Linked DNA regions of Homo sapiens: region 2 is linked to region 1. Evidence: chromatin contacts called from ENCODE Hi-C or POLR2A ChIA-PET data. All regions are on one chromosome and are shown on one strand. The core of a region is the stretch at or near the end of the contact, and the rest is flanking DNA. Distances in the headings are between cores, read along the strand shown. Region 1 holds the start of ADGRG7 (adhesion G protein-coupled receptor G7). Region 2 overlaps TMEM45A (transmembrane protein 45A).

Region 1 (2,959 bases), core at 295-2,794:
CTGAATGAAACTATTTTACAACCTTAAACAAACAAAAACACATTTGCTCCAAGTTTAAATTTTACTATTTTTGTTCTGGTAAATTTTCTCATTCTAGTTCTCTAAATACTATCGATACAGTATTCTCTAAATACTGGTTAGGGCGGTGGGGTAGGGGGAGGACAAATCCATCCCCAGCTACCACTCCATCAGCAGCCAGTATGTCAGATCCCTCTGTTGGTCTTCAACACTGGATCTTTGCAGCCATGCTCCATGCTCCTGCTAGCTCCCCAACCTTCTGTCCTCCCCAGTTACCTGCTCAGAGGGCATACTGCCTCTCCTGCTGCCTTTCCCGATCGGCATTATTTACCCTTATTTATTGTTTCATTAGAAGCTTTCTCTGATTTTCACGAAAGGGAGTATGTAGCCCATCCAACATTGAATTCCTTTACGGAGAAGCTCTACAGCCCAAGGGATCCAGCATTAGGATCATTGAAATTTCGCGTTCTGAGTTCCAGCGGGCTTTTCTTTAACATCATTGTTTTACTCACTACTTCCCCTCCCACGTCCTCCTTTTCCAGGCCAGCTCTGGCACACAGCGGGGGACTAACAAATGTTCGTTGAATAATCAGGAAAGTCATTTAAAAATGGTTTTTAAATTTTTGATTAGTTTCCTACATCTGGAAAGTGGGAAATTTGTATGCAAACCATGAGATCATTTCACTTAAACCTTAGTGATGAGTTTCTTTAACTTCTCTCTTAAAATGAAATTCCATTCTGTGTATGTTTGATTGTATGTGTGTTATGCATGTGTGTGTATGTGTTTGATGCATGTGTGTGTCCTTGTTCATAACGATTTACCCTTTCCTGAATTTAGCCAAACAGACCTAAATGTGTGTTACTAATCGTTTTAATTATTACTCTTCTACCAATTCAGTCTGGAGTTAAAAGAGCATAAAGAGGCCAATTCAATTATGTCACTCTTCCCCCTGCCCACTCACACCCACACCTATTCATTTCTATTCAACCATCTGCTAGGCTTAACTGACTTGGTCTTTTATATCCCATAAATGGCACCTTGGTGGAATGCCTCAGACTGGACAAGGTACCTCCCAGTACTTGTGCACCAGGTGGCAGGGACAGAGGTCCCATACCTTCTCTTACTCTGAGTTAAACATAGCAGGACAACATTACCTCTTTGGATCCTGATCACAATCCTCCAGATGCCCAGTCCCAAAATGATGCCAGTCAGTAGTCCACACACGACAGCCACCAGCACCCTAAGGTTCCAGGCACGGCAGGAAGCCATGGTGAAGCCAAACCACAAATCCACTCCTGGGTGAGAAATAACTAGCTTCTTTTCTTCTTGAGCTAAAAAGTTTAATCGGAAACTATTCTAAAACAGAAAAACAAGTCCTCCCCTCAGTGATCTGTCAGATGGATGTCTTTGTATTTTAGGACTTTTGAGGCTAATCCAGTAGGATGCAGTTTGAATCTCCTAATAAAAGGTGCATACTCTGCTTTCAATTTCCTCATCCTTCACTCAAGGAGAACATGAAAAAAGTGATTAGAGTTATGGGAATAGGGAGATAACTCAGGGCAATAAAGAAGAAGGGGAGGGACTAGCCACAAGGGTCAAAGAGTGAATGCCCAGACAAGCCACAGAGTGAAGGAAGGGAACAAAATAGAAGAAACCAAAGAGGAAATCACAAAGGCAGTGGTTGCCAGTAGTCACCTATGGCTCGGCTTCCTGTATTTTTGTCTTGGGAGGGTACAGCAGAGATAGACTGGCAGGTGCTTCAGACCACACAAAACACTCTCTCGGGGAAATGAACTAGGTTGTCAATAAGAGGATAAATGGCAATCACCACACATGGTTTTTAGCGCTTGCATTTCTTTAAGGAGCCTACATTTTGACAGATGCAGTTGGTGAGTGTGCATACTGGCACAGGCTGGGTCTTGACAAGCACTAAAGCCCAGCATGATAACCCACCTGCTATGGGCTGAATTGTGTCCCCTCCAACATTCATATGTTGGAGTCCTAACCTTCGGTACCTCAGAATGAGGCCTCACATGGAGATGTGGTTACTGCAGAGGTGATCGAGTTAAAACGAGTTTGTTAGGGTGGTCACTAATCAATATGGCTGGTGTCCTCATAAGAAGAAGAAATCTGAACACAGACATGAATACAGAAAGATGATCTGAAGAGACAGAGAGAGAAGACGGCCATCTACAAGAGAGAGTCCTCAGAAGGAACTGGCTCTGCTGACACCTTGACTTGACTTCTAGCCACCCAAACTGTAAGACAACAAATTTATGTTGTTTAAGCCACCCAGTTTGTGGTACTTTATTAGAGCAGCCCTGGGAAACTAATACATCATCAGAGTAACTACAAACTGGTGTCTCTCTATAGATGCAGCTCTGACCCTCTCCTGCCCAGGCTCCCATGTTCTCCTTCCCTACCCTCTACCCTTACAGGGAAGAACAGATACATGAACATTCACCTCCTCAATCACAGTTTTGTTTTGGTAGAGAGAACAGATGCTCTGGTCTTCTCTGGACACTCCCTTGCTTCATCAAATCCATATTAAATGCCTTTAATGTGTTTGAATTGGTACAAGACATGAACAGGGTCCTCAAAGAACTCATAATTTCTCAGGGGTGAGATACCTAGATATAGCCACCTATAAGGCAAGTCATAACTGCTAAAATAAAAGATCATCATATTTAATTATTATGGAGTGCAGGTGCTCCTTGACTTACAATAAGATTACATCCCAATAAATCCACCTTAAGTTAAAAAATATCTTAAGTCAAAACGCATTAAATATACACCTAACCTGCTGAACATCCTTGCTTAGGCTAGCCTACCTTAAATGTGCCCAAAACACATACAATAGCATAAAATTGGGCAAAATCATCTATCACAAAGCCTATTTTATAATAAAGTGGCGAATATCCCATGTGATATATTGAATAC
Region 2 (3,145 bases), core at 275-2,774, 48 kb after region 1:
AAAAGAATAAATTTCTCTTGTAAGTCACCCAATTTGTAGGGATCTGTTACTACAGCCCTAGGAAACTAATACAACAGTTGAGTTCAAAATAAGCAAAAGGGTATCACTTGCCCTAAACCTTAAGCCTAGACACATTGGTGACTCTCTTCCATCTTTCACCTTCTTCTGGAAGCTTCCTCTGCTCCCCTTCCTCTGAAATTAGCAGCCCTCTCCCCAGGACAGCATGCATTGTCAAGTTATAGCATATATTTTTCCCAATAACCCCATGAGATATTATTAATATTTCTATTTTACAGTTGGGGTAGTAAGCCTAATGGCACAGAACATATTATCTATGGTGATTCATATAGTTAGTGTGGTAAAGCTAGCATACAGATTCAGGTTGGTCTAAACTGCAGGCCCAGGGACTTGTCACTGCATGCCACATTCATAATTGCTTTTTGAAGCCTCCAAAATAAAATCTCAAGTCACCTCCATTAGGCATCATTAATTCTACCAAACTTTTTGCTGTTTACATCAGGAGAAGAGAAACTTGGAGCCCCTCCCGTCGCCAATCTCTTTAGCAGCCCCAGAGCCTAATGCTGAAAGCTAAAGATTTGACTGAGGCCACTGAACAGAGTTAACTGATGTGACTACAGTGAAAGCCATAGAAACATTCCATAGTCATTCTAGGCCAAACACGAATAAATTAGGAAAGCTGAAAGCCCAAACTAAGGCTAGAAACTGCCACAACTCATTAAATCCTCCTTTAAATACAGAAACCACACTTTTATTTGTCGTCTTAATTTATTTCCTTATATAAAATTCCAAAAAAAAACCTCAATCTGCAAAAAAAAAAAGTTTTTCTTGCTGTAACTTGTATGCCATTCCTGAACATCTGGTTTCGACTAGTTTAAGCTTCATTAGTATCACATTTCAAATTTAAATAATTATCTTCTCTAATAGGCAATAAGCCTGGGGCCAATTTCCTATAACGAAGTCTGAATTTCCTGTTGTTATCTGATTATCCAATCATTTATTTCAACACTAAAAGCCTAAGCAAATGTTTGATCTGCTGCCGCATCAGACCTCAAACCATTACTGCTTAGTTGGGCCTTTTTGTCATTTAAAAATGAACTTTCGTCCTTCATAAAGGCAAAACAAAGGCTGAGCTTTCGTTTGGGCTCAGGATCTGTGCAGTGATGGGAGGAATCTCTGGGGGGACTAGTGGAGCTGGGAGATGCAGTGGAAGCAACTGTCCTAAAAAACAAGAAGCAAAGACAGCAGGAGCACCTTCCTCATTCCCTGATTGTCCCTGCACCTGGGCGGTGAGGATGACTGGAGGGAGCTTGGGAATGAGAAGTTGCAAAGGGAGCTTTTGAAATATTCTCCCACACAGAGACACAGGGAAAACATGATTCATAGTATAAAGGGGCTTGCAGGATTTTTTTTTCTTTTTTAAATTGCATGATGTGGCTAGGTTATTGAGAAAGCATTTTTGACTGTGATGTGGTTCAGGAAAGAAAGCATTGCTAATAAGTTGGAAGGGAAATTCCCTCTCCATTTACGTATTACCCAATCATTTATATGTGTGTGATAAAAAAGTGGCCAATCTGAGTATTGGTTTCCTTCAATTCACATCTCCATACTTACGGTTCCAAGAGTCTAGGTGGATGTTTTATCTAATCCCTCTATACACAGTTCATGCACAAGTATTAACATATTAACCATTTATGGAGAAGTAGTGAGAAAAAAATATGGTAATATGGTGAAAAGCAAGTCACGACATAATATTGTTAGCTTAAGACAGCGTTTTGCTGTAAACATTCATATGCCACACTTACCGACTGGAAGCATAATATATTCACCTAAGTTTCTAGACAGTTTTGTTTCAGAGGGGTGCAGTAGTGGGAATGTCACTATGGCTAAACCTTCATTTCCTGCCAGTGTGTGTGTTTGCGCTGGTATTAAATGTTCATTTTTCTTTAAAGCTGCGGACATTATTTAGGCTGACCACCAGGAAGAAGGAAACAGTCTAGTCTAGACATATTGGTAGATGAAAAATTTTCTAAATAATCACGGATTTATGCCCAAAGACATTAATCTCTTCCTTAGAAAAGCTTTTGGGGGAAATATGAAAACATTTATCTGCCAAAAGGGGCAACACTAAGCCAACCTATTCCCAGTTGAGGTATAACCCACAGCTTCCTCCTTCAGATCCTAGACATTAATTAGTCATTATTAACTGAACACTAATTAATTTCATTAATTCTGCTCTTATGTTTATAATTCCGCTCTCTTGGGGTTTCCCCTCTTGTCCTGCCTTTCTTTATTTGAATATTTCGCTTTTTAACAAACTTGATCTAGTAAATATATGAGGACTCCTAAACCAAACAGAGGATATACTTTCCTTTGACTACATGGATCATTTACAACCACTGACACTGGGCCGTATTCCAAAGGAAGTCTCAACACATTACAAAGAGAATACATTCCCTGACCGTAAAACAATTACATTAGAAATAAATAATAAGAAAAAAAGAATATTTTTGGAAACTTAAAAGTGTACTCCTAAATAACTCATAAATTAAAGAGAGAAGCACATGGAAATAACATTCAAAATTACCCAACAGTGAAAACTACATCAACACATCAAAAAAACTACAAACTAACACATCAAATCTTACAGAAGGCAGCTCTAGCAGTGTGCAGACAAATGTATTTGTTTAAATGCATTTATTTTAAAACAAGAAAGACTGAAAATAAATGAGATCAGCATCTAACTCAAAAAAAAAAAAAGAGAGAGAGAGAGAAGCAGAAAACAGCCTTACAACAAAGCAAAAAATGAACATAAGAAGAAATGGACAAATCCAGACCTGTAATATAAAACTTCAACAGACTTCTATTAGAAAGTGAGAGATCAATCAGATGAAAAACCATTAGGAATATAGAATATATAAAAAAACACAATCAAAGAGTCCCAAAAGCCTGGTTTCATCCTCCACCTTGAAAGGAGTCCTTTTACTTTCTTTTAGTTCCACTGGAGCCAAAAAACCAACCATCACCGTCTGCTCTGGGCCTGCAGGCTCAGCTCGACTCTTGCTCTACATTTCTGTTCTACATCCAGCCCACAAGTTTCTTTGGCCTGTTTTTGTTTGTTTTGCTT

What was found. Hi-C counts contacts between places; a loop is a spot of excess contacts on that map. ChIA-PET counts read pairs that join two places held with the same protein, here RNA polymerase II (POLR2A). Pooled maps may share reads with other maps.
Region 2: a map of A673 shows a loop between it and region 1 (7-fold over the local background). The contact joins the enhancer-like site here to the promoter of ADGRG7 in region 1. A Hi-C loop is called at or near these places in 2 of 168 maps with a recorded cell type or tissue (A673 and dorsolateral prefrontal cortex) and 2 of 50 pooled maps. POLR2A ChIA-PET finds 5 or more read pairs at or near these places in 2 of 52 experiments (PC-9 and activated CD4-positive, alpha-beta T cell).

Annotation. Positions count from the first base shown.
Region 1 is chr3:100,608,186-100,611,144 of GRCh38, reverse strand. ADGRG7 (adhesion G protein-coupled receptor G7) reads right to left here and starts at 1,544. Exons shown (of 16, transcript NM_032787.3): 1 at 1,174-1,544. The coding sequence starts at 1,288.
Region 2 is chr3:100,559,895-100,563,039 of GRCh38, reverse strand. The region is part of intron 4 of TMEM45A (transmembrane protein 45A); the gene reads right to left. Among named protein-coding and RNA genes, the nearest start is that of ADGRG7, 48 kb to the left of the region's middle. RefSeq lists an enhancer at 550-1,414. Within about 2 kb of position 1,524, at least 2 of the 41 ENCODE cell types and tissues checked have a DNase peak (open chromatin) inside an H3K27ac peak, as active enhancers do; they include A673, where a contact is called at or near this core.